Regions from separate parts of the Homo sapiens genome. Here region 2 is linked to region 1. A link is a loop called in an ENCODE intact Hi-C map of the cell type or tissue named here. Cell type or tissue: Caco-2. All regions are shown on one strand. Links, peaks and the distances in the headings refer to the core of each region. The heading gives the core; the rest is flanking DNA.

Evidence for each region. Peaks named below come from ENCODE experiments on the same cell type or tissue, not always from the same donor. Only the 100,000 strongest peaks of a DNase experiment are listed, where the experiment ranks them.
Region 2: a loop joins it to region 1, with 7 times the contacts of the local background. A loop is called at or near these places in 2 of 110 quality-filtered maps.

Annotation. Positions count from the first base shown.
Region 1 is chr16:80,262,616-80,268,000 of GRCh38, reverse strand. All of the region lies in intron 2 of DYNLRB2-AS1 (DYNLRB2 antisense RNA 1), which reads left to right. Among named protein-coding and RNA genes, the nearest start is that of DYNLRB2, 280 kb to the left of the region's middle. RefSeq lists enhancers at 2,015-2,309, 3,835-4,129. In Caco-2, for the core only: no CTCF peak of the experiment used is centred there; a DNase peak (open chromatin) is centred at 2,130.
Region 2 is chr16:80,347,047-80,352,431 of GRCh38, reverse strand. The region is part of intron 2 of DYNLRB2-AS1 (DYNLRB2 antisense RNA 1); the gene reads left to right. Among named protein-coding and RNA genes, the nearest start is that of DYNLRB2, 190 kb to the left of the region's middle. In Caco-2, for the core only: no CTCF peak of the experiment used is centred there; DNase peaks (open chromatin) are centred at 2,141 and 4,191.

The sequences.
Region 1 (5,385 bases), core at 110-5,109:
TTATATATATGCAAGGAAAGGGGAAGCTGTGGGGAGTGACGTCCCTTGCCCTGGGTACAAATAAGACTACAATCCATTGACACGTCCTGGCAGACTGAATTGAGAGCACTGGGAAAGTCCTGAGGTTACATTTTTCTTTTTGAAGAATGCTGCCAAATTGCTAATTTGGACTCACGTTCTTTTTCTGCAACATAGCTTTCTCTGACCTCGAAGGAGCTTGAGTGTAGGCAGCTGAGTGTCTTAATGTCTGAGAATTGCCAGCTCTGCTTCTCCTCCTGTAAGCTCTTGGGTGGGTTAGTCCATAGGGTTAAATGGCTCACTGCAATTCAGCAAAGTGGGTTTTACATGCAATTAATGTTTGTTAATTTTGTTAAATGTCAAAGTATACATTTTTTTTGGGGAAAAAAAAAGTTCCTGCAATACAACCTTCACCCCCAGCCCCTTTAAATATCGAAGAGCAAGATGTTATTCTCAAACAAATGCAGAGGCCATCATATTCAGAGTCTGCCTGAAACTGAATGGAAGATACCTTAGTTTGATGTCCCTCTTGGGAGAAGAGACAATAATATGTCAGCACATCTGAGTTTAGAGTCAAAATTAAGGGGACAGTGAAATTGCCTTTACTACCTGGCCCCTGAAGAAGAAAGAAGAACTTTGACTCAACTATTGTACCCCTTGTTTGAGTCTGCATCTTTTTTTTCTAATATTTTGATAGTTCTCCTTTATGCATCATGTGTACTCTGGGATTTTTGCTTTTTTATTTTTTTCTGATCTTGGTTGTGTCCATATCTATATATTCTGGTTCTGTTTTTTAGGTGCTAAAGGTTCAGAGATTATTACTGTATCCTCTTTATAATGACCTTTTTTATTACATAAAGTTTATGTATTTAACGTAAAATATACACTTAATGTAACATATACATAGTAAATATACACCGTGGTAAAAATATAAAGAAGCTAAAGCACTTGATTCTTCAGTCTTGACATATATCTGCTACTAAACTGAAAAATGATTGTCTTTTCCAAATTCATAGGGTAAAAGTAGATTTAGGAATCTCCATCTTAGAATTTCATCAATAGTCTTACTTTTCTCCTTAAGAGTTGAATCTCTGCTACAGCTCTGGGCTGGTTAAACTGTGTTTTATCCATGCACCTGGTAGAGCTTAGGTGTGGATGTCCTAGGCATTTTTAATTCCATGTCTTGTCCTCTTTTAAGAAAATAATTTTCTTCGTACAACTGCTCTCTCTTGCATTTCTGTGATACAGTGCTGTGATCAAGTTCTGTCTGCCTCACTCACTGCCTGCTCTCCCTGCTGGATGGAGGAGGTTAGCTGAATTTTTTCTAAGCCACAGCCATTTATTCCCTCTTCCTTCTGTTGCATCAGTTGCCTTGTACACATCACCCCTTTCTTTTAACCTAAGAAAGGAAAGACCTCCAGGACCAAGATGTTGTATCTATGGAGACCTGTTTTAGTTTGCTCCTTAGGTGAGAGAGACACAGTTCATCCTGACGGCTCTTCCATACCATGAAGGATTCTGAAAAGCCAGCTGATCATAAAATAAACCTCTTATCTTTTCTTGACATGTTCTCTGTTCAGTTCATTATTAGAAATCTATGACAACGGCTTCTTGGTGATTGTGAGCAGGGCCAGCTACATGGGTATGTGGCTTGACCAGTTGCACAGGGCCCCATGCTTAGGAGGGTCCCACACTGAGTTTAATGTTCTGTTATCACTGTCTTAAAACTCCTTAATAATCTTTGACCAAGAAGTCTCATGTTTTTTATTTTGTTTTGCCCTGGGTCCCACAAATAATGGAGCTGGTCCTGATTTTTGGGATAGGATTCTGACCAATCCTCTTTGCACATCATCAACCTAGCAAATGTACTTGGCTAATACATGGGAGTTTCCATCCTCCTCATTTTGAGAGGGTCAAAGACACATATGTTCCTCCCTGGCCCTTGGGAGGACATGTTAATATTCCCCAGGGTTCAAAGGGAAGAGTTGAGTTCAACAATGATTTAACTTAACGTGCCAAAGAGCTTACAGTTGCAATGGGTGGTGAGCTCATTCACTGATAACAATGTTTTTATGAATGGAAAGGAGCAAGGTCCAAGGTACTTTTCAGTTCCGTGAAAATCAGTAATGGCTTGTTTGGGAAGCTCTCTGAATTTTATGGCCTTGAGGTCCTTGAGAGTGACATCATTTGAGGTTGCTATGAAGTTTTATGTCTCACTTTTACTTATGCAACTGTTTGCAGTCCTTTGGTTGCTCCTTCTCTCAGTGTCATGCAAAACTTTGCAGAAATGACCTGTGAATTTGATCCAAAGAATGTATCATTGCTACTCAAGGGACATGCTATGTACAGAAACAAGACTATGGTAAGCCAACGGAAGAATATTTTTCTTTTGTTTTCCCTTTATCTATCTCTGTCCTGAACTTTAGTTGGATCTCCATTGCCTATAGGAAAGAAATATGCAGCAACCCCTTCCTCAGCTAGGCATTCAAAACAAAATTTGTTTTTCTATGGAAGTCGCTAACTTCAGGGACCAGGGAGAACACTTTGCCAGAACTGAAGAATATAAGTTATACATTCTCTGGGAAATGTGGTCAACTTGGAAATATGGCCAGTTGGACTTACATTTAAGCATGAGCAGAGAGGTTAGTGGAGAGAAAGAATAAGCTAGCTTTTCATCTTAGAGGCATAATCCACAGTCTCTCTCTCTATGTCTTTGATTTTGTTTTGTGTGTGATGAGATTTTAATTGGGCTGATGAAGGAAAGAGGGTAAATGATCTCCCTCCAGCAGAATGCACCACTGTAGTATTTCTATTTAGTGGGTTTCACTCTGGGCAGGATTGTGTGTGTTTGTTTACACTTTTTGCTTTTGTTCAGTTCTTGAATTGGTGGAAGAGAAATTCCTTTTAAAACATGCTACACTGGTCTAGATGCACTGTCTGTCCTAGCAATGATTTTCCCTTTCCAAGGATGGTATTGTGGAAAGAACCTTGGGGATGAAGTTGGGAAGTCAGGATTCAAGTCCCAACTCTGCAAGTAGCTGCCAACCTTTCTGCATCTCATTTTCACCATCCTCAAGAAGAGCTGGGGTGAAGTTTACGAATCCCGTAGTGGCTGTGATGACTATAGGATAGTCTGTGAAAACTCCCTAACCTAGTGTCTAGCACACAAGAGCTGTTCAAATTGTGCTGAGTTGAACCAGAGCAGAGGTATAACTCTGTGTTGGTGTTCTGGTTGTTATTAAATGTCCTTTTAGTAGGAAACTAAATTTGATCAGATTAATCTCCATTTGCCTAGTCATCCTCCCTGTGAATTTTGTAAAAGAGATATAGGTGAAAATAATTGTGAGAAAGAAACCACAAACTAACGTAATTAGTATTTGCACCTAAACCTCAATGCAAGGAAATGTGGTGAGATGGAACATGCAGAAATCCATTTTACTAATGTGGTTAGGCTAAAACATGTTCTAGAACAATATAACACACTCACCAATCCTAGAAGAACGTCAACAGAGAGCAAGAAAAAAATCTGCTTGCCCCAGCCTGCAGCGGAGTAGCACTTTTAAGACTAGTTGACAAATAGACAGGGCAAGATACCACCAGCCAGCCTTCAGTATGGGACTTAGCCTTGCCATATGTGAAGGACAGAAGACAGAGAGAGAGAGGGAGAGGCAGAGTTAGAAGAGGAGGAAAGGCCGGGCATGGGGGCTCATGCCTACAATCTCAACACTTATGGAGGTAGAGGTGGCAGGATCGCTTGAGTCCAGGAGATTGAGAGCAGCCTGGGCAACATAGGGAGACCCCATCTCTTTTTGAAAAAAAAATAAAAAAATTTTATTTTTTAAAATGGGAGGGGACATAGTACATATATGGAACACTCAAGTGCATAGTGACCTTGCAAACAAACAAACAGAGCTAAGTCAAATATTGGTTCAGATTCTGGCAAATCCATAGCAAAGCTTTTCCCTGGAGGAAAGGGACATTTCAAAGAGCAGAGTTAGAAGAACTTTACCTTCATCCTAATGGTGTTCCGGAGGCCACTCCTTGAGATTTGATTTGGTGTCTCTCAAGGGAAACTTAGATGTTGATCTTCATGGAAGACTCTTGTAGGTCACACTCATTGGGGGTCTTTCTTTTTCCTCCTGAATAGAAAAGGGACACATTTAGGCTTTCATGGAATTCCAAGCTCAGATTCCAAGAAGAAAATTGCATTTGTTCATGTAATAAATAATAATACATTTGGACCTGGCAAACACTAGGCAGAGCTGCAGAAGATATATAATACAATTAGCCCTTGCTAGGGTTGCCCGCCAACAATGAGGCAAGATTTATGTGTTTGCTTTTTCCATAAGTACAATTTTATTTGATAAGTGCAGTCTAAAGATATAAAGAATTAATCCAGGGTCTGCATTGTGGGATATTTCCTCTGTAATATTAAAATAAATATTACCCTTCTATCCAATTACATGAAATTATGTTAATAATATCTTCTTTGTTGCTGTTGTCTGCCTGTTTCATCTTTGTAGCCAAAGAGTTTATTAAAAGCAGTGACTGGCTTCCTTTCAGAAAGAGGTAGACTTTTTTTTTTTTTTTATCATCCTAGTCAGAAGAGCACAATTATTTCTTTTTAAAAGAAACACTCTCGACTGGCACGGAGGGTCTGGTGACTCCCAGGGCTGGCTTTCATGAGACAGCCTTTGTTCTAAACTCCTATATCTGCTAGCTCTGCCCTTATGGCAAACCTGAACTTTTAGGAATAGCAAAGTCATATTCTGCGTTGAATGGGTGTGTGGGGTTGAGGGTATACAGATGTGGGTGGGGGTGGGTCTCTGATCAATTTAAAGGATTCAGTCCATACCAACTATCGAGACTAAGCATTGCAGGATGAGGGGGCAAAGTTTAGGGGTGAGTTATTTTCTCAAAAGTCCAACGTTACACCCAGCCATTAGTTGTCTTTACTGGAGGCTGCTTATTAAGAATTTATTCTAGACTAGGGATGGCATATACAGTCTCTGCCAAGAAACATAGTGCCTGGAAGAGAAAGCAACAAATGAGCTAAAAATTAAAGTGCTCAAAGGATTCAGATAGAGATAATATGGTCTCCTCATTCACATAGACGAATGCACACTTGCCGATTGCTGGATTTCAATCAGAGCTGCTAACAGTGTGGTCCTTTGTCCAGTGCCTGTCTGCAAACTACTGGCTACCCATCCATGGTAAGAAAAGCACAGAAATTGAGAGCAAACATTTAGAAACTTCTAGAGCAATTTGACATTGACATCTTATATCCGTGTAATCTAATAGTAATAAAAAGCTAGGGCTAGGTGTGGTGGCTCACGCCTGTAATCCCAGCACTTTGGGAGACTGAGG
Region 2 (5,385 bases), core at 71-5,070, 84 kb before region 1:
ATTTTCTGCCTGAGTACTCTTAGTAGTCTTTTATTTTTGAATTTAAAAAAAAAACAGCAATAAAAGAGGTTATGTCTAGGTATTACTTCTTGTGTTAATGTTGCTTGCCTTTTCACTTTCAGAATAAATTATTCAGCTTCATTGTAGCTCCCATTTTACTTTTGTTTCATTTGTTTTGGTTTCCTGCAACACCAGTTATCCATATGTTGGAGCTGGAACTTTGCCATGTGTTTCTTACCTATTAACTTCCCTCTCAACATTTGTTTTTTTTTTTTACTTGGTGTTCTAGGAAAAGCATATTGAGATTGTTGTCCACATTTTTTGGTTTTATGTCAATTTTAGTCCACCATTTTAAATGCTGTTTTATCTTTAATTCACTTATGGGGTTGTGCTTTGTTTCATTTTTCCTTACCTATGTTGGGAACCACTATAAGTTTCTAGGTTGTCTTATCTACATGTCTTATTTGAGTTCCCCATCCTAGAAGCAGACCCAACCAAGGGCCCAGCACCTGTACAGGGGAGGGCAGGCAGCCAGTAAGAGGTGAGGTAGTAAGCCAAGTGCTGTAGTGGGCAGCTCAAGCTAAATCCTGAATGGAAACTCAGGGAAGTGGTGTAAACAAAAGCTCCAAATTTTCCCACTCAAGGTGTGAGGAGTTTGGGACATTTATATCCTATACCTGCCAATCACTGGTTAAGGGTTGTCTGCAGGGAGAAGTTGACCATGACCATGGGCAAATGGAGTTCTGGCAACCTAGAGGCAGATCCACAAAAACCATGGAGATTGTTTCCCTCATAAATCAGGTTGGTGTGCCGTGCCCATAAATTGTAAGAAGGGACTATGGGAATAATGTAAGTTTTGGCTACATAAGATAAAAAGAAAATCAACAAAACTGGATGCCTCCCTGAAAAAGCTATGATAACCAGGATGAACAGTGATTGAGGAACAGAGGTTTTGCACTATGAAGCTTTGATTTAAATTCGGTTTATTTCTACCACTTCTTGTGTCTGTTTAACATTTCTAAGACTTCTATTTTCCTAAGTGTAAATGAGTTATAATAGTAGGGTAGATTTGAGAATCAAATATGATAACGCTTAGTATCCAGTAATGGCTCTCATATATAAGCTTTTAAAAATATTCAGCTATGAATTTACCTTTGAGTGCCTCACTGGTCATATCCCTTAGTTTTATGATGTAGTGGCTTTTGTAATGTTCTAAATAATGTGGTGTGTTTGTATCCTGTCTCACTTCGAGTCAATTTAAATAAAGCTGTCTAGCTGGCAGATCCCTAAAAAAGAAAAAGTATCTGAAAAAACCGGATCTTGTGCTTGTTTTGTGTCCTGGTATTTAAAAGTGCTTTTCTGTTGAATATAAATCTTTCTATACTCCTAAGTAACCCCATGAGCTTCCATAGACAAAGAAAATTATGCTCAGAGAGGTTAAACAATTTCCCCAGGATCACACAGGAGGCAGTAACAGCGTCAGAACTAGGGCCCAGATCCCTCCAAGTACTGCATCAGTGCTTTACCACAGTCTCATGCTCCCTTCATGTTTTAGACAGAATAATAGCCCCACAGGTGTTCATGTCCTAATCCTCTGAACCAGTGAATATGTTGCCTTATATGGCAAAAAGGGACTTTGCAGATGGGATCAGGGATCTTGATATGGGGACATTATCCCGCATTATCTGAGATATAATCAAGAGGGTCTTTATAAGAGGGAGGCAGGAGGGTCAGAGTCAGAAAAGGAGTTGCGTGGCCAGGCATAGTGGTCACGCCTATAATCCCAGCACCTTGGGACGCTGAGGCGGACAGATCACTTGAGGTCAGGAGTTTGAGACCACCCTGGCCAATATGGTGAAACCCTGTCTCTACTAAAAACACAAAAATTAGCTGGGTGTGTTGGCGCATGTCTGTAATCCCAGCTGCTTGGGAGGCTGAGGCAGGAAAATCACTTGAATCTGGGAGGCAGAGGTTGCAGTGAACCAAGATCATGCCACTGCACTCCAGCCTGGGCCACAGAGGGAGACTGTGTCTCAAAAAAAAAAAGGAGTTGGGCAATGGAAGCAGGTGTGCATGAGAGGGAGGGGAGAGAGAAAGATTTAAAGATGCTATGCTATGCTACTGCCTTTGAAGTGGAGGCAGGTGGGGCATGAGTCAATGAATGTGCATGGCCTTCTAGGAGCTGGAAAAGATAACAAATTCTCCCCTAGAGGTTTCAGAAGGAATGCAGTCCTTCTTTTATCCCCATAAGACCCGTTTCAGACTTTGGCCGCCAGAACTGTAAGATAACAAATGTATGTTGTTCTCAAATCATGAAGTTTGTGGCACTTTGCTACATCAGCCACAGGAAACTGATACACTTTGTAACGGTTAACAGATTTACACACCTATGTGTGTGCTTTAGACGTGAAAATTGTTTATTCATTTTTTATGCAAGGAACAGCGCTTAGAAGGACATGCAGAGATGAAGAAAGGTTCTTGTTCTGAGGATCTGAGAGTCTGTGTGCAAAACTTCAAATAAGTAGGAGGCTTTGTCTGGGGGTTAAAATAGAGGCCAGCTTAGGGTTCTCCCAGTATGCAGAGTGAGAATTCAGACAAGTTTTCTTGATCAAGGTGCAATTGGAGCAGAGTCTTTCAGAATGACTATTCTGTAGGAAGAGATGTGCAAAGATTACCCTGGGCCAAGGGAATCACATATGCAGTGGCATCAGAGAAATACCTGGTGGGTCAGGGAGTGGAGGGAGCAGCCTTACATGTGGGGGATGATGGGAGCAGTGACAGCTGTGGCTTTGTATGTGGTTTTCCTTAATGCCCCCAATGTCTCCCAACAATGGCTGGCTCTGTGACTGCTCAACATGGCATCGTGGGCTTGCCTCGGGTGTTCCGGAGTCTGGGTTCTGTCTGTAGGGAAAAGGACTCACGTTAGCATCTGCCCAGAGTTTGGCTCCAGGGGTGCCATCAATCTGCTGATTCTTAAGCACCAGGCGTCAATAAAAATAATCAAAGGAAACTAACAGCCCATAAACAATATTAACTCCAGGACTGGTAGGCGAGGGGCTGGAGAATATTGGAGCAACCCACATTTGAATACTTGGACAAAGCCCCAGTGCAAAATGTGCTTTCTGTATAAGGAACAGATGCTGATCAAACCGTCAAGATGGTAATGGTTTAATTTGATGTTTTGAGAAGAAGACCATGTTCTTTCCCCCTTTCGATGCATCTCATCATTGGAGACGTGTCTTCTCTCCAGAGTTTAGATCCTGGGCCTTTTTTTTTTTTTTTTGAGACGGAGTCTCACTCTGTCGCCGAGGCTGGAGTGCAGTGGCACGATCTTGGCTCACTGCAAGCTCCGCCTCCTGGGTTCATGCCATTCTCCTGCCTCAGCCTCCCTAGTAGCTGAGACTACAGGCGCCCACCACCATGCGATCCTGGGCCTGGTTTTCCAGGTGAGCTCTGGACCTCACATTTGGTCTGAGTCTAGTCATCCTTATACCCTCAATTCTATGAATCTTTGACACAAAAACTGTTTCCCTTCTACCTGGTCCGTGGCAATACAATTCAAATAGCAAACCCTTTGAGCTCTAGCTCATGTATAAGGTCTGAACTGATTCGTTTTCAACTGTATTATGGAACAAGGTACCATCAATTTTATGAAAACTATGATAACAATGATTCAGGCACTGATGTAGCATGCTTGGTGCATAGCATTCTTGACCTGGTTTAATTAACCAGGTTAACTAGTAGTGGCTTCTAACTCTTCGCTTCATCTTGTGTTGTGTGGACAGGGCCTAACATCCAAAGTCCAGGTAAACTGGAAGGTCTAGGCTTATCTGTTCCCTGATGTTTTAGTGAATTATCTCACTTCATTGTTTATATTTTATATAGATAGCATGCCCTATATGCCAGGCATTCTTGTAAGCACTTAAAGATATTAACTCATTTAATCTTCATAACAACCTAACATGGCAGGTATTATTATCCCAGTTTTGGTGATGAAAAAACCGAGGTGCAGAGAGGTTAATAAATCCCCCAAGGCTCCGTATCTTCTACATGGCAGAGCTAGGATTCAAACACAGGGTTTGGCTCTGCCCCAAGGCTGCCTCTTTGGGACTGAGAAGATGTGGTCATTCTGTGGCATCTTCCCACCTGCTCACCTCTGCACTGGGTTGGATTGGAAGCCACACCTCTCATACTCCAGGGTTTTCTCGCTGCCCTGAAGCCGTCTGCAGCCCCAGGCCAGCCTGGCCCGTTGCTTTCAGAGAGTTGGTTTCTGTTTGCTTGCCTTGTCTGGGCCTTTGCAGGATTGTGAGGCCAGGAGTGAGGAGGGGAAAATGGCTCTCCCCACCCTGTTCCTCTTGACTTGCCAAGAGCTACTAGGCCCTGAGCCAGCTCCCTGGGCCTGCTGCCACCACAGATGTGTCCTGCCCCCAGCAGCAGAACCAGGCCCTTTCTTGGAAACTGACCAGGGGGTGCCAATGGAGAAAAAGATGAAACCTCCTTCTCTGTCTACCCTGATGGTCACCTACACCCCACCACAATCTCAGAGTGTAGGTTAGTTGTGCCCATGTTCTTCTAACAGCTTCTCTGAAGTCCCGTCATAATCTCTGGGCCCTAAAGAATGTGTTAATCTCTTGGAGTTTGGCAGGTAGGAGCCATTCTCTAGTATTCTAGATGAGGTCCCTGCAATGCACATCTGCAGAACTGGGCTCCCCACCTGTGCCTTGGTAAAGGCAGGTCTGGTCTCTCTCACTGAATCCATGCCCCATGCATAGGGGTTTGGTTTTTTGAGCTTAGGATGGCACCTGGACAATTCTCTTTTGTTGTTCAGTCAAGAGACACAGAGGAACAGGCCCTGGGTAAAGCACAGGACATCCAGAGACCAACAAATCACAGTTCCTGTCTCATCCAGCTCACAATGTCCTGAGTAAAGCAGGTAAACACACAATTATATGGAGGAATGAGAAAAGCTTTGATGGTAGGGAACAAAATGAGACAGACAGGGTAGACTACTCCAGGGTGGATAACAGTCAGGGTGGACAAGGTCTTTCAGGAGCTGACACTTGTGTTAAGTCCTAAGAAATGGATAGGTGTTAACTGAGCACAGAAAAGGAGGAACCTTTGTTAAGGTGCTGGGAACTACGTATGCAAATGTATTAACAGGGAAGAAAACATTTCTGATGCCTAATGTGACCATTGAGACTTGTCACATGAATACTCTTGTTCGAGGAAGTGATGTCTGGTGTCACAGCAGCCACTTCGTGATGGTGAGGCTGTTCAGCTAGTATTTGAGTCAACACCTTTGGGCTGTTGGGTAGAATATTAAATATCCTTAGGATTTAAGCATGCTTTTGTTTTAGTTACTTTCAGATAAAAAGATATTAACTG